Regions from separate parts of the Homo sapiens genome. Here regions 2 and 3 are each linked to region 1. A link is an interaction called in ENCODE POLR2A ChIA-PET data of the cell type or tissue named here. Cell type or tissue: OCI-LY7. All regions are shown on one strand. Region 1 overlaps ATP2B1 (ATPase plasma membrane Ca2+ transporting 1). Region 2 has its middle 57 kb from the start of LINC02399. Region 3 overlaps ATP2B1 (ATPase plasma membrane Ca2+ transporting 1).

Region 1 (8,000 bases):
CTGTGCAGCTTCCATCACCATCTTGAAAGTAATCCCTCCTTATTATCTCCCTGGTTCATTCATTTTACCTTTTGCAGTTGGTAAGAATGGAAGCATCTTCTCAAAAGATGGTGCAAATCTCTCTTTAGGCTTATAAAATAATTTCAATTGCCTATATTAAAAAGTTACCAGAAAGAATTAGGAAGTCAGGAGCTTTTGAAAACTGTATGTTTTTTCTCCCTCAGTCCAAAAATAACCCACAGTTTTGGTTACATTTCTTTTTTATGTGTGTGCTGGTTATCTTATTTTAGTTTTCTGTTAGGAGAGCTTGAGGATTTTAATAGCATTAATCTTTTGCAATGTAAATTTTATTCTAATAAACAGTGAAGCAATCTGTTAGCCTCTGTAGGGGCTATAAAAGAACATGAGTTGTGGCTACTGCTCTGCCCTCAGGAAGCTTAAGTTGTATTTGAGAAGATGAAATTTTAAGAAAACCTCCGGAGGTACAAATAGGTAATGTGTTTTTATCACGGTAGCAGCTTTTTTCTGTGTTGCCTTCTTGTTTTCCTGTGTTCAGCTATATTAAACTATCATTCACACTGCAGTTTTTAGCCCCTTCCCCAGCTGTGCACTACTCTGCCTCAATTTAGGTGTATCCTAGACAGTGAAGCTCTTCTTGAAGTCACGTACCTGGCTAACACTTTGTGTTCATTGTATCTTTTGTGATGTTCTCTGTAGCACTTAATTGTTTGCTTGTTTTGGCTATTCAGATTCTTTTTTGGTTCCATATGAATTTTAGAATGATTTTTTCTAATTCTGTGAAAAATGGTGTTGGTAGTTTGATAGGAATAGCACCGAATCTGTAGATTGCTTTCAGCAGTATGGCCATTTTAACGATCCTGATTCTTCCAATCCATGAGCATGGAATGTTTTTCCATTTGTTTGTATCATCTGTGATTTCTTTTAGCAGTGTACAACACTTAATTTTACTTTCTAGTATGCTTGTCTTTCTCCCTCATTTAGACTGTAAACTCCTTGAAGACAGAGCCTTGGACATAGAGTTTACTCAGATACCTTTGGGACTGGTAAGAACTTTGGAGAACAACAACAGGTGTTGGGGGACAGTGATAAGTTTAATATTGGTGACTGCATTTGAAGTACAGCAAGATACTCAGATAGAAATGTCTGTTAACAGAACATGGCCTGGCACTTGATTAAGGTGGTAGATGTAGGCCATAATATGGTATGAGTTGCCAAGAGGCCTGTGGATAGATCCCTGGGTAATACCCTCATTTAAGATGTGGTAAAGATTTTAAAAGGGGGTAAATGTGAGCAGAGGAGGATGGGTTAGAGACCTGTGAGAATAAGTAAGTGATACAATGGACAGGAGGGAACAGTACTGTCAAGTGACACAGAATTAAGAGGAGGATGAGGACTGATAAAAAGCCTGAGATCATTAATAGATGATGGCTAATAGAAGCATTAATAGAAGATGGCTCTTCATAGAGAGCCATCTTAGTAGTGTGTGGACAGAAGAATGGATTCAGTTTGTCAGGGTCAAGGTGAGAGTGGGCCATTAGGAGGAAGCATTGTGAATAGATCTTTTTAAAAAGTGGGATAAAAGGAGGGGGAGAAAAAGAATAGCCTGATGGGTTATCAAAATCCAGGAGAGACATGTTTTTTGTTTTTTTTGTTTTTGTTTGTTTGTTTTTTGTGGCAGGGAGGTGGGTGGAGAAAAATGGTCTTTTATGTAGTAGAATGTATCTGAATATTGGCTAGTCTGAGGAAACCAAGAGAAAGGGGATGGAAGTGGTGGTAGCTTGCAGTGGCAATCAAGGAAGCAAGGTCTTGGAGCAGACTTGAGGACCCTGGAAAGAGCTGGAGTAATTTAAGAAGGTCTTGGAATTGAAAGAGGAACATGACAGGAAGTTAGAGATATGTCCGTGGATCATATATGACTGAGAAAAAATTCTGATGGAACTAAGAACTCAGTTTTTAAACTTTTACCAACATTGCTCAGCCAGATGGTATGTCTATTCAGGGGTAGCTAATTAACCAGATGGGTGGTAGGAGGATAAAGAGCAAGTGAGACATAAGAGCAAAACTGGAGTCGCTGACCATTGAGAAGTAAGCATTTTTAGGGAGGCAAGTGTTGATCAGAAAGGATCTTGACTACCTTTGAACTTGAAGGTCAGAATGTTTACACAAGACTCAGTAGAAGTGAAGAGAAATAAAGTGAGATAAGTTGTTCACTGGAGAGCAAATTTTGAAAATAGAACAATTCCAAGGGATGATAAGTTTACCTTGTGGCCCTCCGCTTGAATAGCAGGTAGAGAATACAGATCAAAGTCTTAGAATGAAGGTCAAGAGTGTGTGAAACCAGAGAGTTTGAAGGATCACCAACATGTTGTGATGGAGTGGGCTACAGTTCAACACATCCCTGTTGCCCATATTCTTTGCACTTTGGTGAGTTAACCATAAATAAATTCTTGTCTGATATCCTCTTAAAATAGAATTTACCTTATTTTCCAACCAGATTATTTAAATGTTTTGCAGAAGTGAGTATTGATTTACTGAACTGTTCTTTAATAATCACAGCTGGAAATTGCAAAAGATCATCAACTATGAAACTATATAAATAGAACGAGATAAAGAAATGGGAAAGTGCCTTCTTCCCTTAGTTCTCTATTCAGTTGGTGAAGAACTGTAATAAATCTTATTGAAATCTAGAGTTTTTAATTAAGAAAACAGAAAGCTCATGTTAAATTTACAGATAAGAGTTATGCCTCCCTCAATATTGCCAACTTTATTTTTGTGAGCTCTTTTCAGTGACATAATGAGCATCCTGTTTCCTTAAGCATGTAAGTGTAGGTTCTTGTGAATTGACAGGATAGAAGCTCTTAAGAACTGAGTAGGCCGACAGAGCAGCTGGTGTGACATTCAAGTGTTCATGTTGCCTTCTAGCTCCTGAACAGAAGGAAAAACACAGTTTTAATTTAGAAATCTCTTCTTTGACTATAGCTGAAAATTTCAACACCAGTGAGACTGGAAAATGATAGAACATTTGGTTCTCATATTTAACTGGAGATATAGTATGTTCTTATATTTGGTAAACTGCACAGGATTATATAAAATTAACTTTATTTTTTGAGCTTTTCAAAAGCTTATTTTACTAGGAAACTTACTGTAAAGATGAAAGGTTTCTAAAATGCCTAAATAGAACAATAGAATAGGAGAAAACAAAGTAGTTTATTTTCTGGGAGAGCAAAAGAAAGTAGGTACCTAAGATTCTCTGTTAAACTTTTAAAAATTTAATTTTTTTAGGTGTTTAAAGTAATTTAACATATGTTCAGAATGTATCAATATGAGTCTCCACATTTTTTGAATAAAAGAAATTATTTGCAGTGTTTATGTATATTTGTGTATTATAAGGCTTAAATGGAAAAATATTAGTATACTTGGTACTAAAAATCAAAACACACAAAAAAATCAACTCAAGTAATATTTTTAGAAAGTAGTCTGCTTTCAGTTATCCATGCACATCAAGAATAGCATAATAGGCCGGGTGTGGTGGCTCACGCCTGTACTCCCAGCACTTTGGGAGGCCGAGGCGGGCAGATCACGGAGTCAGGAGATCGAGACTATCCTGACCAACATGGTGAAACCCCATCTCTACTAAAAATACAAAAATTAGCTGGATATGGTGGTGCATGCCTGTAATCCCAGCTGAGGCATGAGAATCGCTTGAACCCAGGAGGCGGAGGTTGCAGTGAGCTGAGTGCACTGCACTCCAGCCTGGCAACAGAGCGAGACACTGTCTCAAAAAAAAAAAAAAAGAATAGCATAATAAAGAACCATAAGTAATTTGCTTATATTTGTTTGAGGAAACTTTTGGATCAAGGTGACAATCCAGCAGTTTGTTCCCTAGTCAAGGTTGAGGCTACACTTTCTGTCAGTAGTGGCTCTCCAGACCAGTAGCATTGGCATCACTGTTATCTGAGAAGTTGTTAGACAGTCTCATGAAGTGTTCGATCAACTGAGTGAGGCTCAGGAATCTGTGTTTTCACAGGTGATTGAGGTGATTCTGATGCATGCTGAAGTTTAAGAACCACTAATCTGTAGTGTGTTAACTTTTAAGTTTGTTCTGGTTTTGGTAAATTCAGAGGGATTGTTTTTGGTTTTGTAAGTATAACCTTGCAAAATTAGACCAACCTCCCAAGAGACAGCTATCATAAATGTTTGGGATAAGATGATACCAACTGACTTGACCGTAGACCAAAAATTTCTATAGTTCAAGATACCTGTGTTTGAGATCATTCACATTAAAATTTTATCATATACTCTGCTTAATTAAGTACTTTGTTGGCATGAATGAATAATCTGTACTGAAAATGACAGCTATCAAAAGCCAAAATAGTTATCTAACAGCCCCAGGGAGGGAGGTGAGTCACCTATTCTGCTTTGGGCTGGCATATTTCTTTATAGACTAAAGGGTGTGGGAAACAGGAGCTGTGCTTGGGCCTTTAGGATAAGAAAACCTGGGTGGTTTTTTCTTTTTTACACTTTCACTGAGCCAGACTGTTACATTGTGGTTTCATCATTTTAATTGAATTGTGGAATTCTGAAATATGAGAGAAACAAAATAAATAGGCCCTGTAAATGCACATGCAAATAAATTTTTATTATTATCAATAAACGAATCTCGTTTACTCTGACTAAAAACAGATGAAAGCAATTATAAAGGCTGCTGTGCCATCCAGCCCCTCCCTACTGACTGCTTTGACTTCTTCGAAAAAAAGGACAGTGGAAAGTGAAAACAAGCAGCTAGAGATGACAGTGTAGTGAGAATAAGAGTCAGACATCAGAGAAATGAAGGCAGAAGAACATTTCAATAGGGAGTGGTTAACAGTAGCAAAGGTTGCTAGTAGGTTAGATTAGGGCTAAATGTGTCCATTAGATTTAAGAACAGGATCAATGGTCACCTGGAAGAGTAGTTTCAACGCAGCATAAAAGAGGAAGCTAGATTGTCATGGGTTGATTTATGAGTGGGAGATAGTGTAGAAACAGCAAATTTTGGAGCAGATGTTAGTTAGATGTGGAGTTAAGTGTTTTTTTTACCAAATGGTATTTACTGGGTAAGATTGTATTCATTATTATTTAGACCTTGCCAACTTTATTACCATGTTGATTTGGCAGATTTTTATTTAGCATGGGTAACCCTAACAAATTATTTTTCAAATAAATGTATTGTTTCTTTCAGGCTGTATGAAATATTATAATTCAGTATTATTTCTTTGCATACCCTCAAGAATCTAAGACCCTGGTTAAAAAACTTTGCCATGTAGCAGGCGTGTAATTCCTTTTAAAATCTGAAATATCCTTTAACTTATTCTGTTGTCTAAAAGGATTTAAAGGAAAGCTATAATATATCTGGCATACCAAGATGGTTTGAAAACTCCTTGAAAGCTGTGACTTTCTCTTAACTCATCTAACACCTAACATATTCTTTTAAACAGTGTTAGGAAGTTTTGTTTAGCTCTGCTATTTAAATTGTGGTTGCTTCCATTGTAAAATCTGTTTTTCAAATTTATTTTAGCTTATGGTTCAAGAGTACCTACTATGTTCCAGACAGTGCTGGGGTTAAAAATGAATGGCACAGATTCTCCCATGAGTTACAGTTCACTGGGAAGGACAGAGAGGTAAACAAATCATTGCAGCTGTGTGATAAAGGCTATAATAGAAGAACAAATTAATGCCTTCCTTATTCTAATCTAGTTGTTTCCCACCCTGAGAGATTTGCTAAAGTGTTCATGCCAAGTTTATAACTGACAGCAGCTGTAACTTGCCCTTTAAAGTACTGTACTTAGTCTCTGCCTCTGGAAGAGTCTACTAGATAAGTAAGTTACTTAGGGGAGTAGGACTAATTTTAGTCAACACAGACACAGGGATGGTATTTAGGAATCCTTTGAGACTAATAAATCAGGCATTTTAGATAATGCTTATTTTCTGCTTTATCAGCTCTATAAAACTAAAATCCTTTGGTGAATTTACTCTTGTTTATATGTTATTCTTTACTCATCTAATATAAATTACTTTTCTAAACAAGCAGTATAGGTTTAATGATCTTTTATGTGAGTGTGTATGTTTTCTTTAAGCCCCTTAAGAAGTGAAAAATGTGACTTGAGTAAATTTAAATTTGAGTCATTCCTTGATTTCTTTAAAGCATTTTAATGAAATAATTTGAATGTACCAAAACTTTGTAGAATAAACTCTTTACCATTCTTAATCTTGTAGTATCTGTTTGATATGTATAATAATAGACCATCTGCTCTTTTCACTATGAGAGTGAGATATTACATGCAAGCACTTATATTTAAGTTTACAGTAAATTATCATGGTTGAAGGACTTCAGATTTTTAGGGTGTGAATCGGGTAAAAGGTTATTGTCTTTCTGCAGAAAGTGACTATGTAAGAAGGTTGAAAGATCATAGTCTTTTTGGAAGACTGAGTAATAATAAAACTCCAGTCTCGTGTTAAAAAAAAAAAAAAAGAAAGAAAGATCATAGTCTCTCTTGATAAGATATGGAGATCAAAGATGGATAAAGCATGGTTTGTTGCCTTTAAATAACTTTTCAGTGTAATGGGCCATAAATTTAGGCTCAATTATGTGGTATACTATCCAAACCTTCTATAGGACATTTGCAGTGCTAAGTTTCAGCTTGTCCACACTGATTGAGAATCACTGCTGATATCTAAGAGGACTGGGTGGGGTAGGGCTGGATTTTTAAACTCACGAGGTAGCTGTCACTGTCAATAAAATGCCAATAGCAACCACAGTGAGAAACAGCTATGTAGGCTAGCTCTCGCTCTTGGTGTAACTATGTCTGTGTGCAAAGGAAGTGGAATTGATTTTGTGTTACAGAAAAAAACACACACAAAGAAAAAAACACACAATGAAAATGGAGATCTCTTGAGTTCTTTTTTGAAAGCCCGTAGTCAAAAATTATTTTTTAGTTCTTTGTTAGTCAAATGGTGCATCTAATGGTCAGGGTGTCAGTACCAGTTTCGAAGTACAGTGCCAGTTATTTCCCTGATGGTAGTAGCCTCCTTAAAACTTGGATATTGTTTATCCTGCGATTTAAATTTCAGCTATTTACTCTCATTTTTAATGATTTTGTGAGTATTTAATACTTGCTTTATTTTATAAGTATCTTTATCCATTTTGGAAGTAGACAATTATGAGTGTTTGGTTTTAATGGCCATAAAATGAACTATTGGATTTGATCTCCAACATCCCTTTAGCTGTTAAATTCTAGAATTCTTTGCTTTGTAACCATGATTTAACAGAAAAGTCTTTTTAAAATAGTGTTTTATTTTGATTTAGTAACTTTTATAAAAAGTAATACTTGCTTAATCACTCCAAAAAATCAGTAATTACTCTGATTAAGGTATCATATTAGTATATTTGGGTCCGGGGAATAAGCTCTAATTGTGTACAGTTATGTCAAAGTTGATATTAATTTATGAGATGGTACACATTGACTTCTAAACACCAAAGAACTAAAAATTTGAAACTTAAAACTTTGTATTCTCATTAAATGAATGAAAATAAAGTGTCTTTATCTTTAGAAGATTTTTTTTTAAACCCTAAATCAATAATTTGTGCTCATATAGAACCAGTCATGGATTAAGACCCTTTGTAAATACTAGTTTTGGATTTAAAAATTTTCTGAGACATGTATTAAAACTAATCAAAATTTGACTTAACATTTAAATTATTTCAGTATATCAAATCATATACTGATTCTCTTTTCCTCTTGTTTTAAAAATCTTATTAAACCTTCCATATCTGAAATGGTTTGAGGTCTTCCTCATCTGGGGTGGGAGAAGGCTATTCTCTGCAGAATGGATCTGCAAATATTCTTAAAGAACAGTAAAAATAGCTAAAATGTATTTGTCATTTACTGTGTGTCAAGGTAAGTTCAAAGGGTTTACATGTATTTACACATTTAATAAGATGT
Region 2 (8,000 bases), 230 kb before region 1:
GCTGAAAAAAAAAACCTTCCAACAACCCTGTGAAATTAGAGACCCAAAGAAATTGTCTAGAATAAGTGACACACTTGCAATATTTAATGCAAGTTCAGTGACTTTATCTCTACATCCTTTTATCTCTATAGAGACACAAGTGATTATATCAGTGCAGATTATTTTAGCAGCTTAGTAAAGGAGAGAACATTTTTCGTTTGAAAACATTGCCTAGCTTTTATTATATGTCTCTCCTAACATTTTGTTACCTAGTAAAATATTTGGAGAATGTATCTCAATATTAATACATTTAAAAGTGAGGCTATTTTGTTTCATCTCTTATGTTGGGGTTTAAATGACTTGGTGTCAAAGAAATCTCTTGTGTTATTACATCCTGTTTTCATCAGCTGTAATGTCCTAAGCATGTTCACACTAAGGTGTGCTCCTGAAAGTTGCTGGAAATTTTTGAAAAATTGAATCATATTACAAAATACTCTAAAAATGTTTGGTATGAAAAAGAGACTGAAGATGACTCATTTTATAAAGCAATATGTCTATTTTTTGCTAGGAGTTCTGCAAGACTGGCCCAGAAAGACTGATAGCAAACTGGGAATTACCAAGGGTGCTGTCAGAAACAGATGAAATGCAGGGCATGGCATTAAGTAAGCAGGAAGGAAAAAAAAAGGTCAGATAGGCCAATATTGATTCACTGTGAAGCCTAGAGAATGGAATTCATATAGGAAAACAAATTAGGAAAAGAAAGAGTTCAGTAAGAAGATGAAATATTTAGTCTCCCATTTATTCACTGAGTATTTATTGAGATCATAGAATGTGCTGGGCAGTGGGCAGTCTACTAGCTGTAGAGATACAGCTGTGAACAAGAGAAACACAAGTCCTGTCTTCATGGACATTACTGTCTCATCTAGTGTTGCTCAGACTTGCAGAATGTAAGTCTCATTCGTATGGACAAAAAACAAGTTCTCCCAGAGAACTAGTGCTAACCTAAATTAATTGTGTTACAATGATAAATAAAAATATATTAGCATACAACTAAATATTAATACATTATATATCCAGCTCTTATATGGTTGTGTTAGTCTGGTTTCACACTGCTATAAAGAACTGCCTGAGACTGGGTAATTTATAGAGGAAAGAGATTTAATTGACTCACAGTTCAGCATGACTGGGGAGGCCTCAAGAAACTTACAATCATAGCAGAAGGCAAAGGGGAAACAAGGCACCTTCTTCACAGGGTGGCAGGAAGATAGAAGTGCTGAGCAAAGGGAGAAGAGCCACTTATGAAACCATCAGATCCCGTGAGAACTCACTCACTATCCTGAGAACAGCATGGGGGAAACCGCCTCCATGATCCAATTACCTCCACCTGGTCTCTCCCTTGACATGCATGGATTATGGGGATTATAATTCAACTTGATATTTGGGCAGGGACACAAAGCCTAACCATATCAACAGTTATAAAAAGGTATCAGAATTATAAAACAAATACACAATTTCAACACCAGTAAAACTCAAATTAGCCTCATTAATTAAGTATAATAGATGATATTTTGTTGAAAACAGTATTAACTCACAACATACTCCATTGCCCTAACAAATTGTGCTATCACCAGCACATCTTTTTAATATATCTATAAATCTATAAATCTTCATTTATGTGGCACAATGTGACATAACATTTTCACTTGACACATATACACTATTTACTTGTGTTCACCTCTGTTCCAGTCTTATTAACCCATGACAATTAAAGGGCCATGATTTAGTGCCAACATAATTGAGAATATATATATTTTTACATTGTAACTATATATAATGACAACGCAAAATTTAGCTAAACTTGTCTAAACTTGCAGATAGTTGATAGATGCCCCCATCCATGGCCAAATAAATCTGTTCACCCCTTTTGCAAGGAGATATAGGATGAGAGGCCTGATTAAAAGACTATTGCTCTGGTGAGGATGCAGACTCTAAATATATAAGTTATTATAGGGGTGCTTGGCTTTACTCAGAGACAGTGTTATGAGGGCAGAGCAGAGGGATCTCCAGCCCAGCCCTTTAGGATACCTCTTTGAAGAAGTAACATTTAAACAGACTTGAGGAAAGAATTGGTTTTAACCAAGAAAAGAGTACAGGAGAATATGAGGGCTAAATTTTTCAACATGTTAACACTAGAGTATCTGTGCACCACTTCAGATCAGCCACTGACCTTGTGGGACTGAGTGTTAAATATTTTGCATTTATCCAGTAACTTGAAGAATCTTCATCTATGAAATAAGGGCTATCATACCAACCTTATAGCATTCCTGGGGTCATTCAATGAGTTACAGTATGTTGGTACTAGGCACAAGGTCTGGTGTGAAGTAAGTAACTTTACTGGAATTGCAACAATGGTGGTGATGTTAGGATGATTCTAAGTAACCTAATCAGAATCATATGTTGCTAAGACTGATGGTATATTTGTTAACTATAAAAGCAAAATTTTATCTGTGCCTAGGGCCAACTTTCTTATCCTCTCCATGGATGAGAAGAAGAAACTGGACTCTACTATTTTTGTTTATTATACACATCCCAGAATACTCTTATGCAGCATTTGAGAGGGAAAAGCAGAATACTTTTGGCCCCTCAGAGGACAAATAACTTCAAAGATTTATACTATAACTTTTGTAGGGCAATATACTTTTTAGTCTATATAAAACAATTGTCCTCTCTTCCCTGCACATTTAAAGGAGCTACTAAGGAACTCTAACATAGCATGGCCTCTGCCCTGCAGACATTTGTGCCTTTTAGCAAAAGATCAATAGTCTTTTGCCCTCAAAGAAATCCCTTCTCTCTGAGCATCAAGAAACAGAGTTGAAGTTCATACTCTCTGAACCCCCAGTAGTAAACCCTCATTTCCTGCCCACACTCATGAAGCCCTACCTTATTTTGGTTCATAAAGGATGGTTCAAGGACACTATGCCCAAGCTCTTCCCCACACCCAATAATCTGGGTCCAGAGTGAGAACAAGAGTTGCTTCCATATTTCTAATGTCAGTAACCACAGACATCTGATTTTCTAATGGTTTCTTATAGACTAGAAGTCAACAGTCCATCCAGCCATGAAAATAAACTCTGACTTATAAGTTCAAGACGAAAATAAAAGAAGTATACAGAGTCACAAATAGATTAAATTTCAGATACAGAAAAACTCCAATAATAACAAGGATGGGATTCTGTTTAGAATTTGAATACATAATTTATAGGCCAGTTGTCCCAAAGGCTCCCCTTTGTGGCACACAGCACATATTCTAGCAGAAAGTGGACACCTAAAATCAATTGTTGGTACAATCAGTCCTTTCATTTTGCTATTGATTTCTTGGCATAAAATGACTCACTAAAGGTCACTTGGCTAGCTAGCCTCTAATCTAGGTCTGCATTGTTGGCCTCTCAATTCTTTTTTTTTTTTTTATGCTTTAAGTTCTAGGGTACATGTGCACAACGTGCAGGTTAGTTACATATGTATACATGTGCCATGTTGGTGTGCTGCACCCAGTAACTTGTCATTTAACATTAGGTATATCTCCAAATGCTATCCCTCCCCCCTCCCTCACCCCACAACAGGCCCCGGTGTGTGATGTTCCCCTTCCTGTGTCCATGTGTTCTCATTGTTCAATTCCCACCTATGAGTGAGAACAGGCGGTGTTTGGTTTTTTGTCCTTGCAATAGTTTGCTGAGAATGATGGTTTCCAGCTTCATCCATGTCCCTACAAAGGACATGAACTCATCATTTTTTATGGCTGCATAGTATTCCATGGTGTATATGTGCCACATTTTCTTAATCCAGTCTATCATTGTTGGACATTTGGGTTGGTTCCAAGTCTTTGCTATGGCCTCTCGATTCTTAATCCAGTGATCTTTCTGGTACTTATTAGTGCTTCCTCTTTTTTCCACAGGTTTTATTGAAAAACACATACACACATTTAAAATTCTCCCACCACTTGTACCAGTTTGCCCCCAAGAATCTTTCCAAGGTTCCCTTCCCAAACCTGACCTATCAGTCTTTCTGTAGCCATCCCTTTATGCAAATTACATTCTTGCTCTCTGCCTGCTTCCCTTGAACTGACACTTAACACTTCCCTTTATTACCTGTCCTTTCTTTACCTAATACTTTAGCACCAGAACTCTTGGCTTAATGCCCTACACCAAATGACAGTACCCTGGAGATCTGGCCTTTTACCCTTCCTTCTTTGGAGCTAAACAACAACCTTACCAGCTTTCCAACCAGTTTCTTCTCTTGGAACCTGATAACTACTCTGCCATAAAATAAACAGAGAACTGAGGACCCATAAAATTCAACACCAGCCTGAATGGTTCTAGTCATATTATTGACCTTTTACCTAATGCCTGCCTCCCAAGGTTAACTCTGCTAATTTTCACCAGGGTTGAGGCTATGTCTGTTATCTCCTGACCTTGACTCTATCCTGACTCCTGCTAATTCCTTAGCAATGTTTCGTCTCCAGAAGGGACGTGGCAGTCAAAGGAACCCAAAAGCAACTGGCACCTGACCCAGGCTATTGGCAAATGCATTTTCTACTGGCCCATCAAACTGGTGAGCAACAGAATCATCTTGAGAGGAGAGTGAGGTGGCATTCACAAATATGGATGTGAGTAATGAGAGCTTGTCAGGCCTTATGCTTCTAAAAAACAGATTTTTGTGACAGAATTAGATAAAGTTTTATTTCAAACTTGCATAACTCAGCATTATGCTATGTAAATCTTCATGCTTTTAATTTTCTGCTAAATTTCATGGTCCAAAAAAATCAACAGATGCTGAAGAAAATTATATTTATGTAAAAAAGCTTCTAATTCAATATGAAAATAATAAAAGAATGAAGGCTTACTCATGCAACTCAAAAAATCTCGGCAGAATTTTGAAGTCCAAGAGCTTCCCCTAGGGGGTACTGGCATGTTACAGTGACCAGATAGTATTGATGCCACCTTTTCCCACAAATATACACCCCTCTTCCCCAATACCAATCACAGTCTTCACAACATTTGACTTCACCTCTTCTCCAGTGATTTAAGTGTGGTGCTTTTGCTGCCACAGCCCCAACTTTTATTTTTATACACTCAAAATAATTACATTTAGAGAAAAGAGGTTTCAAAAGCACAGATATCCCCAAGCCAGACATTTTACAAATAAGTGCCACTGGGCTCAAAGCAAACTTTAAGAGAGTGTTAATGTCTCTATGTGTTTTGATCAGTGTAACAAGCCACTCTAAAACTTAGTAGCATAGAAAACCCACAATGATTGTTTTGTCTGTAAAGATATGTGGGTTAACTAGGCTTAGCGAGGCAGTTCTTCTGCTTCATGTCCTCTTGGCTAGGGCTAGCAACAGAATCAGCCTGGCCACTCCTCCAGAGGCCAGACTGAGCTAGAATCCAAGATGGCACACACATGTTGTTGGAAGTTCAGCTGGTAATGTTGACTGAAACACCTCCATTCTCCTTCCAGCGGACTTTCCATGTTACTTGAGATTCACACAGGGTTCCAAGAGTTAACATTACACAACATCACTTCTACTACATGCTGTTGCCAAAATATGTCACAGTATCAAGGGAAGGGAAAAAGACTCCACCTCTTCACGATCCATCACGCTATCCAAATATATCTATCCATATATATGGAAGAAAAACAAATCAAAGATTTTATTGTTGAGGCAGTCATCTCATTGCGTATGAAGTACCTTCCCTTGGTTGACTCAATCCCAAAAGAGACCCAAGAAGCTGACTCACTGCTTTTGAATTTTCTTCAAGGCAGGAACAGAGTGAGAATTTCTCAAATTACCCATATTGGAATCTAACTTCGAGGGGGCCTAGGGAATCTTGAGGCTATTTAAAAATCAAGGGTCATGTAGGCTTGAAAATTCCTGTGATTTATAACCCTGCTTGGGATTTACCTTGAACTCTATAAATGTAAAAACAGCCCAAATAATACTCCAACAGATTCTGCCAAATGAAAGCATAGTGGGCCACCTAGGTATAATTGTTAGGAGGGAGAGGACTACAGTGGTTCTGCCTACCAAAGGGTTAAATTTAAAAATTTTTAAATCGATACTCATTTGCATTGTGTTCCAGCTCTATTAAAACACAGGACTAGAGGTTGGGCATGGTGGTTGGCTCATGTTGACAATCCCAGCATTTTGAGAGGTCAAGGCAGGAGGATCACTTGGGCAACATAGCGAGACCTCCATCTCTACAAAAAAAAAATTTTTTTTAAATAGCTGGGCAAGGTGGTGCATGACTGTAGTACTAATTAATTAGGAGGCTGAGGTAGGAGGATTGTTTGAGCCCAGGAGTTCAAGGCTGCTGTAATTCATGTTTGTGCCACTGCACTCCAGCCTGGGCAATAGAGTGAGACTCTCTCTCATCATATATATAATCATATATATATATATACATATATATATGAATTTTTTCTCTCTAGTCCTATATGTAACATATTATAATACGTATACTTATATATATAAGTATAAATATAGATATAAATATATATTATAATATATACTTACATATATAAGTATAAATATATAATATATTATAATATATATCTAGGACTAGAGAGAACAAGATGATGAACTCAGTTCCCATGAAAGAACTCAAGGTTTGCATTTACCATACCCCGAAGCCAGACTGGTCATTTCGTAAACTTGCATCTTGATTTACCAATGGATCTGGAAGAAAGGAGACAGGTCAGTGCTCCTCCATTCTTGACATTGAGAACACATAAACCAGCAGGTCTTCTCTTGAATATTGAACTTCTTTCTACTTCTCTTTATCTCAATCTCCTTCCCCCATTAAAAGTCAGGAAGAAAACTAATATTTATTTAGTTCTTACTGTGTGTCACCCACTGTACTAGCTTTTTTTTTCAATTTTCTTCTTTGTTAAACCAATATCATGTAATTTAATTATTACCATTTGGAGTTTTGCACACCATAGGTATTTAATAAAAAGTTCTCATTTGACTTGCTAAGTTATGTGGCTGGTAATCAATCACGGCATCAGCAGTGTTTCACCCCATGAAAAAATCTCACATATTTTTGAGGACAACCTCCTTTGGTTCTCAAGTACAGAAGCTGAGTATCCTTGCCAGGCACAAAAATATATTATTTTTTGGCTCATATCAGCTCAGATATGATATTAAATTTGCAAAACATGGTAATGAAATCCTGAAGAAATAGAAGACATTTTCATAATTGTACTTTAACCTATGTAAGATATCTTATTACTGAATATTCGTACAAAATGCCATTTGACCATGAGCTGGAGACGTTGCTTATTGCAAGCATTTTACAAGCTAATTTTGGATGAATGTACTACTTTAGCAAATTTGCACTTCTCAAAAATAGGAATTTCATCTAGAATGGAATGGCAATTTTCCCTCAGGACATGAATGATCATTCTCATTTTGTTAAAATATTTCAATATACTGAATTTAATCAGCATGGTTTTAATTATCCCCTTCCTCTGCCCCTTGTTTCCAGTTCTGCTTTTATCCTTAACTCCCAAATTTTCTTTGGCAGATGATTAAAATCTATACATTTTCCTTTATACAATAATTGTTCATTTAGTCTACCCCTGAGTTAAAGTTGAGAAAGATTTTCAAATCAGAATGAATCATCACTGGAAATCAAAAGGCATTTTAATAATATTGTAACTTATCTGACCTTTAAAAAATAGATCACTCTAAAGAAATCTTATCCAGAAGTCAGAATGAAAAGTGTTCAGAAGATCTTTCACCAATTTTAAGGATATAAGACAAGATAGCATGTGAAGAAAGAAAAGGAAAGGATGAAACAAGCATCAAACTATAGAAAGACATAGCCATTACCAAAAAAAAAAAAAAAAAAAAACAAGAAATTTGAATCTCATCCTATCTTGTATAAAACATTAATATTATTTGCTTATTTAATCAAGGTTTGTTTTCCAAAAGGATCTTTTCTCTCACTCACTTTTATGTC
Region 3 (8,000 bases), 70 kb after region 1:
CAGGGCTTTTTGACCTGGGGAGGAGGTTCGAGTGTGCTCCTTAAACTTCCTCTCTAGCCTTCCCAACCCACAAATTGTATTCTCTTGAAAAGTAATACTGGTGCCTGGAATGAGTGAGACTTTTAACTGATTATGAAAGAATGTGTCTATATGCCCCTAAGCTCCTTTTTTCCTAGCTCCCCCATCCCCCACTTCATCTCAAAATGCTATTCTTGCCTATATGCTGTGTAAAAAGTGCCTTTTTCTTTTTATATGTTGATAGATGGAATGGTCCTTTCTCTTGTTCTCTCTCTCTCTTGCTGAGCAAGCTGTCACAATCTCTGATTCCTTGCAGATGGATGTAGTGAATGCTTTCCAGAGTGGAAGTTCCATTCAGGGGGCTCTAAGGCGGCAACCCTCCATCGCCAGCCAGCATCATGATGTAACAAATATTTCTACCCCTACACATGTAGTGTTTTCCTCTTCTACTGCTTCTACTACTGTGGGGTGTGAGTGTGTGTTCCTAAGTGCATGAAATTAACATTTCCTACTTCACACACCTAACGTTTCTCATTTTCTCCTTAATGTTTGAATTCATTGTTCAGGCTTTTTCATAAAGCTTTCTTTTCGTAAAGTGGATTGAGACCTCAAAGTGTTGTCGTTGTTGTTTTATTTCTTAGAGGGCTAGATAACAGGTGGAACAATTGCAACCAAAGATTAGATGCAATCTGTGAGCTTGTCTCTGTGCTAACTCTGATAGTTAATATGGGGAATAAAATTGTAGCTTAGAACTTGTGAAACTACTATAAATTTTTGAGTATATGCCTTTAAACATGTTTATATTGCATGTTTCCTAAAAGCATGTGATTTGAAACTCATCTAACAGAACCAGGAAATTGCATTTTCAAAGCTAAGAATAAATTTAGCATTTTGACTTTTGTCCAATTTGGAAAGTAAGTTAGTAGCCTGAAGACAAGTTTTCAGTATGTATAGCCAGTTGCTTGCCTTCTTAACCTGAACTTTGCCTTGCTTTGATTTTTTTTTTTTTTTTTTTTTTTTGCTTGGTTGTGCAGTGGTTTCAGGGGAAATCACTGTGTAAATTTAAAAAGTTTCTGTGGTATTTATGGTTTGGGGTGTTTTTTTTTTCCATTTGTATAGACAATTTAGTTAAAAATTGCATCATAGATAAGAAATGTTCTGTTAAGTTTCAGTAGAAGTAGGAAAAGTATACTATTGATTAATCGTTGAACCAATAAATGTTGTAATTTTCAATAATTGACTAAAATAACATTTTCTTTCAGGTTTTTAGTAAATAGCAAACTTTCTAAAAGCCTTATAAGCTATAAATCTTACTGAGAATTCATGGCGCATTCTCAATATATTGGAGGCATTAAAGATGTAAACCCCAAAATTTACAGAGCTACCTAAGGTTAGCCTTGAAGTAGACAGAGACCTATCTTTTCCATTTGGTCTCCAGCCAGCGAAGGACTAGAGGAACCTTGAGAAGCTGCAGAGAGGATGAATTAAGGGAGAAAACAGTGCAGACTTTCCACTTAATGCCTGTTTTTTCCGTATTTACTTAAGTATATTTTCATTTGATATTTTTTAAAATGTGGTGAAACAGGCACAGTAAGAACTGTCCCTGTTTTACAGGTGTGAAAACTGCCTTAGAGTTTAAATAACTTCTCTACGACTAATAAGCAGAGGCCGCATGATGTAAAGCAAAGTGTTCCAAGTGACTCGCTAACATTAAGATATTAAATTTACATAGAGGGACAGCTAGAACTCTTCTTTTTAAAAATTACCTACCTGAATAAAATGGTAACCATAAATTGCCTAGCCTTAGGCCTGATACAATAAAAATGCCTCTTCCTCCCTGTATCTGTGGATTTCAAACTATGCCTCTCTCTCTGGTGCTCCTTACCACCTAGCCCTAGATGGTAAATGTTCCACAAGCCTTTATGGAAGGCCTACCATGTGTCAGAACTATGCTGGAACCTCCAGAACCTGCAGCCTAGTAAAGGACAAAAAAAAGTAGTTGGAAATTTCTACATGGTAGTAAAACACAAACTGTCTTAACAGGGTCCTTAGCCTACCCTGGAAAGTCAAGAAAAATTGCCTGAAGGAGGTGACTCCCAAGATGACCCTTGATAGAATTCACCAAATGAGGCCTCAGTGATTATAATCTGGTACTAAAAGAGGAATAAACTAAGGGATTGATAATAGTCTGGTACTGAAAGAGTAATAAACTAAGGGAAGCTGAAATGGAAAGTAAGTATCTGTTTATACCCCACAAGAAGGAGCCAAACTAAGACTTTATCCTGATAAACCCCCTTCCCTCAAAATTTTAAATTTGAAAAATTCAAACCTACAGACAAGTTGAAAAATTAATACATGAAAATCTTTCACCTGGATTTACCACTTAATATTTTATGACACTACTTTATCTGTATATTAATAAAACTTTTTTCTGAGCCGTTTGAAAATGGCAGATACCAGTGTTTTATCCCTAAATACTTCAGCATGTACCTAAGAATTCCCGTATATAATCATACTTTATTATCCAAGAAATTTAACATTGATACCATATTATCTAACAGACAGTTAGTATTCAGATTTCTCTGGTTGCCCCCAAAATTTCCTTTATAGCTTTTTTAATCCAAGAAATAATTATTGACAGTATGTGTGTTATGAGTCTAGTCTCCAACCTGTATTCATTCCCTGCCTTTATTTTTTATGACATTGACTTATGAAAAATCCAGGTGAATTGTCTTATGAAGGGTTCTACATTCCAGATTTGTCTGATTGATTGCTACTGATTAGCTTCATATTAAACTTTTTCGACAAGTTTATCTCATGGGTAATGTGTATCCTATTCGTTTTTATTTACCAATATTTAAATAATTGTTTTTTTCATTTAGAGGGATATCAGATGGCTTTAGGTGTACTATACTTATTATATTTCTCAGTCTGATTGTGTTCCAAGCTTTATATTAAATATCAAAGCAATCATAAACTTTTAAGACAGGCAGGCAGACACATATATGCACACACCTCTGCACCCAGGCATCTTTTTTTCCATCCCAGGCTCTTTTTTCTGATGCACAGTTACATATGAAACCTCTGAGTTTCTGGGCCCATGTGGCTAGGGGAGCAGATACTTCAGGGAAGTAAAGGTGCACTTAAGAGAGTGGCAAAGGAAAGTTTGTAGTTGTTGCTTTATCAAGGTTTGAGATGTTTACTTCTTTATTCTGTGTCCTATGTTCTTGGAGTTATCCAGGGAGTAAATCATATCTCGTTAATACAGTTGTCATTATACACCAAGAGTTGCAGTAATTATGTTGCTGTTACCATAAATGTCTTTCAACCTTGTTGGTGGAGCATTGTCTTAGGTGGTACAGAACATCAGCCAAAATATAGAACTATGTTAATATATTTAATGAAAGATTTCATTTTATCACTGTGTTTCTGCCCTAATATGGAATAGTTTTAGAACTACCTATGGGTGTCAAAATTATTTAACCCTTATTGGGTGACCTTGCTTAGCTAAAATAGAAGAAATAATCCATTTAGACTTTGTCAAATGCTAGACTCAAACATCTCTGAAGAGACCTTTTTCCCTTCATTTATTAGTCAGATCTTCACTCTTACAGGTCTCTAGAGAAAACATTCTGTAGTTTTTTTCTATTTATAAAGTATATCATTCTAACACCAGTTTTTACCATTAGTAGATTTTTTTTTCCTGAATAAATAAATACACATTCCTGGAAATGAGAAATTGAGAGAAAATTTGGTTTTCTAGGTGAAGGATCAGCAAACTACAGCTTATGGGCCAAATCTAGCCTGTTGTCTATTTTTGGAAATAAGTTGTTACTGGAATGCAGCGTTGCCCATTCATTTAAGTAATACCTGTGGCAGATTTTTCACTGTAAGGGCAGAGTTGTATAATTATGACAGACTGTATAATTCACAAAACCTAAAATATTTTACTGTCTGGCACTTCACAGAAAAAGTTTACCAACCCCTGTTCCAGATAGATAAGAACATTACACAGGTGGGTCTCCTTTTGAGAAAATTTAATATGCAAGTACCCAACTTTGGAAAACAATCTAGAATTTTGTTTCTAGTTGCAAAGTATCTTTTACTGTACCATTGCAATTCTTTAAGTTAGTGCACATAGAAAAGTAGTAATGAAAACAAATTTCAGAAGTGGGCAATTTGTTGTAGAAGGTAAGATTTATTGGCTTGTGATTAGTATTTTAGAGCTCTCTCTTCTGTACAATGTTTTAGGCAGTAAACAATGTTATTTTCTGCTATTAAAAGTTAGGATGGTATTTAGAAAAATTGGTTTTGTAGGTACATGATCTTGTTTGGATTTGTTATATTTCATATATTGTTTACCTTGATAATCATTTTCAGTTTCTTAAAATTCATGATTATGATAATCACTTCAGTTTTTTTGTTTACCATATGTGCTTCATGCAGTATTTTTGTTTTTTTTTTTCTCTGTTGAACAGTTTACTTTTACAGAATATTTTTGACACAGGAATTACTGAATTTTTCTTAATTCTGATAATTTCGAGGGGTATAAGTATGCTCCACAGAGTAGGTTTAAATAGTTAATAAATAGGAATTGAATTTTAAAACTGGATAAAATAAATAGGCTTGGATTTTCAAAAGCCTGTAATTAAGTTTACTTATATTTCTACTTAAATTGAATTATTATTAATATAGTTTCCTTCCTACCTAAAGTATTGTGCACAAAATTATTATTTTCCTCACAGTTACTGTACTGTGAGAATTTTACATACAGAAAGTAATAAAGATCAGAGCAGGTGTGAGCCAGCTCAGTGTCATGCCTTAGATCAAGAGTGCTTTCTTATGTTCTTTATAAGTAGAAAGTAAAACAACTCTGGTTCGATGATTCCTGGTTAATCTGAGCTTTATTGTATGTATCTCGAGAACTGTTCTTTGAAAATTGAATTGCTTTCGAGCATTGCTGAACTGGCCTAGTAACGTGCTGAAACTAACCAGACATATGGCTTAAATAGATGTGTCAGACAAAGGAAGCATTAACCTTAATCTTATGGAATGTTTTATTCAAGTGAAGTTAGGGATAAAGTAAATGATCGTATGTTTTTGTCTTCTCTTGACTTCCAAGGAACCTGGAATTGGGAGCCCAGAAACCTAGGTTTTAAGACTCTTTAGCACTAATTAGGAGTTCCTTAACAAGTCAGCCACCCATCCTCTCTGTTGCTCAGTTTTATTATTTATGAAGTGGTTAGAAAAAAAAAATCTCTAATATTGTTCAACAAATTCAGATAGGAAAAATCTTCTCAGAATTGAAGTTTTGCTAAGAAGGGATTTAATCTTTCTTTGCCTGCCACCGGTGTATGTGTGTGATTGTGTGTGCACATATACTTGTTGCCCTCACCTTTACACTCTGCCCCTCTTAGAGCTTCACTAACTCTCAAATCTCTAACTTAAGTTTACACTTTTCTTCTGAGCTCTAGATATTTTCCAAATTTAACATGTTTAAAAAGTACATTTATTTCCCCCCGATTCTTCACTGCTCACTTTTATACCGACTGATTACAAAGAAAAACAGATGGAAAACACACACATACACAGAAAGCTTAACTGTTGTTCTATCTTCAGTAGCAGCAGCACCAGCAACCTTATCAAATAAGCAACATCTTCAGGGTTGTCTTGAACAGTTCTCATCACCCATCAAGTTTGCTGGCTGATCCTCTAATTTGTATTCTCCTCCGTGCCTACGGGCTGCTGATACCAACAAATTTTTTTTTAGAAAGTTATCTTTTTGCATTTTAAGCTTTACAGTTTGTTATTAGGACAGTCAGGATACTTGCTGAATGTTCACATGTATAAAATGTGAATTTTAAGACTTCACAATAAAACACTGAATGAATTACTATAACGTTATATTTAGCAAACATTGTTTACATTCCATATGTAGAACACTTTACATCTTAGTAAAGGGGAAGAGGAACAAGAGCAATAAAAGAAGTTGAAAAATATTTGCTGCTATTCATCAGTCAAATTAAGGAACTGAAGTACAAGCAATCAAATAGAATGGAATTATAAAAGATGGTAAAGCTGCAAGACATTAATAGAATAGATGCTTGCTGCTCCAAGTGTGGATCATGGACCAGCAGCTTTAGCATCACCTTGGAGGTTGTTAGAAATGCAGGACTTTAGGCCCCTGCTGAATCAGAATCTGCATTTTAACAAGATCCCCAACTAATTTGTATGCACATTAAAGTTCGAGAAGCCCTGGCCTCGATACTTGTGACCTAACATTGTTTTAAGTTTGTAGTGTGCTAACGAATTTAATCTCCCACAACAACCCCGTAAGGCAAGTACCATTGCTATTTCCCATTTTATAGTTGAAGAAACCTGTTTGACCGAGGTTCCTCAGGTAGTAAGTGGCAGAGCTGGAATTTACACCCAGACATTTTGCTTTTGTATTTCTCAGTTGACTATGCTGTACTCTCTATATAAAGGGCTAAGTGAATATGGACTAAAAGCAGCTTACAAATAGGGCTTGGCAAATAAGGAAAGACAACTTGAAGGTGAGATGTGGGTGCATGGCCCTAAACTCTACATTACATTTTTTTAAACACATTCACATGTTCATTTGAAGAAATGTATTATTCATTATTGCTGTCTAAAGAGATGAATTTGGTGACCGCATCTTTTTTCTAGAATGTCAAAGTGTTATTTATTTCTCTTAACAATGAGTAAATGATGTCTTTATTACTAAACAGGATTTATTAGAATCAAAGCAAAAGCAAACACTGTATTTGAATTGATACATAGTAAATGCTCAACTAGTTGGATTTTGTCCTTTTTTTTCTAAATCTGAATGACGCTTGAGTTAATAGCACTTAATGTCAGTGTGTGCACTGATGTTTTTAAGTTTGATTGCCCACTAATCTTTTTCATTTATACAGCAGACTGAGAGGAAGATGAATTGTTGAGCTATCTGCTTAGGGGTGAAAATACTAGAAAACTTTTAACACTTTGTGTCTTCTTGGGAAATTTTTCACAGAAGAATCCCAGAGGATTTGTTTTTGTTTTTGATCTATTCTTTCCAGATAACTGTAGTAATTGATTTAAGTTTTAATCTGTTACAGAGAAAAACACTAAAACTTTATAGACAAATGATAGACAAATGGCATATACTCAAATATTTATAGCTGTTTAATGGCATTTTATAGACATTTATTTGGGTTTTGTTCTTATTTTTGTTTTTAATTAAGGGAGTAGTGGGGTAGATGTGAGTTCATTGTGGCATTCAGCTTATATTTGCTTGGCTTTTTCATGGTCGGTGACACCCTAATTCCTAGCATGATAAATAGTAACCCTTTGTGCTTGATTTTGTTTAACTTATTTGAGTTGTTTTCAAAATACATTCTTTTTAATTTAAAAAATCAGCTAAGCTTGTGTATGGTTAAGTTTTTGTTTTGTTTTGTGTTTGATTTGTTCTTTTAGGGAAAAAATCCTATAAAATGGCTATTAAATTTTTAGCCAATGACAATGAGATTTTCTTAATATTACTTTGAATTCTTTACCTCTTAATTCTTAGAGTATGTGGTTTTGTTGTTCTGTAGTGTCTTACTAAAATATTCATTTTTTTACAGTGTATTGCAAGTTCCACTGCATTACATGCAAATATGATTCACTCATACCTAGCTGTTTGTGGATTCAAACTCATAAATGAACCATTTTTAAGTTGTTAATAGTGTACTGACATATTTCTGTATTTTCTGATATTTACAGATTCGAGTGGTGAATGCATTTCGTAGTTCTTTATATGAAGGGTTAGAAAAACCGGAATCAAGAAGTTCGATTCACAACTTTATGACACATCCTGAGTTTAGGATAGAAGATTCAGAGCCTCATATCCCCCTTATTGATGACACTGATGCCGAAGATGATGCTCCTACAAAACGTAACTCCAGTCCTCCACCCTCTCCCAACAAAAATAACAATGCTGT

The links. ChIA-PET counts read pairs that join two places held together with the same protein. Peaks named below come from ENCODE experiments on the same cell type or tissue, not always from the same donor. Only the 100,000 strongest peaks of a DNase experiment are listed, where the experiment ranks them.
Region 2: POLR2A ChIA-PET joins it to region 1 with 12 read pairs; 4 of 35 experiments call an interaction of 5 or more read pairs at or near these places.
Region 3: POLR2A ChIA-PET joins it to region 1 with 17 read pairs; 3 of 35 experiments call an interaction of 5 or more read pairs at or near these places.

The regions. Positions count from the first base shown.
Region 1 is chr12:89,660,667-89,668,666 of GRCh38, reverse strand. The region is part of intron 1 of ATP2B1 (ATPase plasma membrane Ca2+ transporting 1); the gene reads left to right. Among named protein-coding and RNA genes, the nearest start is that of ATP2B1, 44 kb to the left of the region's middle. RefSeq lists an enhancer at 6,893-6,942. In OCI-LY7, no CTCF peak of the experiment used is centred here; a DNase peak (open chromatin) is centred at 4,996.
Region 2 is chr12:89,887,006-89,895,005 of GRCh38, reverse strand. No RefSeq gene overlaps it. Among named protein-coding and RNA genes, the nearest start is that of LINC02399, 57 kb to the left of the region's middle. In OCI-LY7, no CTCF peak of the experiment used is centred here; no DNase peak of the experiment used is centred here.
Region 3 is chr12:89,591,078-89,599,077 of GRCh38, reverse strand. ATP2B1 (ATPase plasma membrane Ca2+ transporting 1) reads left to right here. Exons shown (of 21, transcript NM_001366521.1): 21 at 7,783-8,000. Among named protein-coding and RNA genes, the nearest start is that of POC1B-GALNT4, 69 kb to the right of the region's middle. In OCI-LY7, no CTCF peak of the experiment used is centred here; no DNase peak of the experiment used is centred here.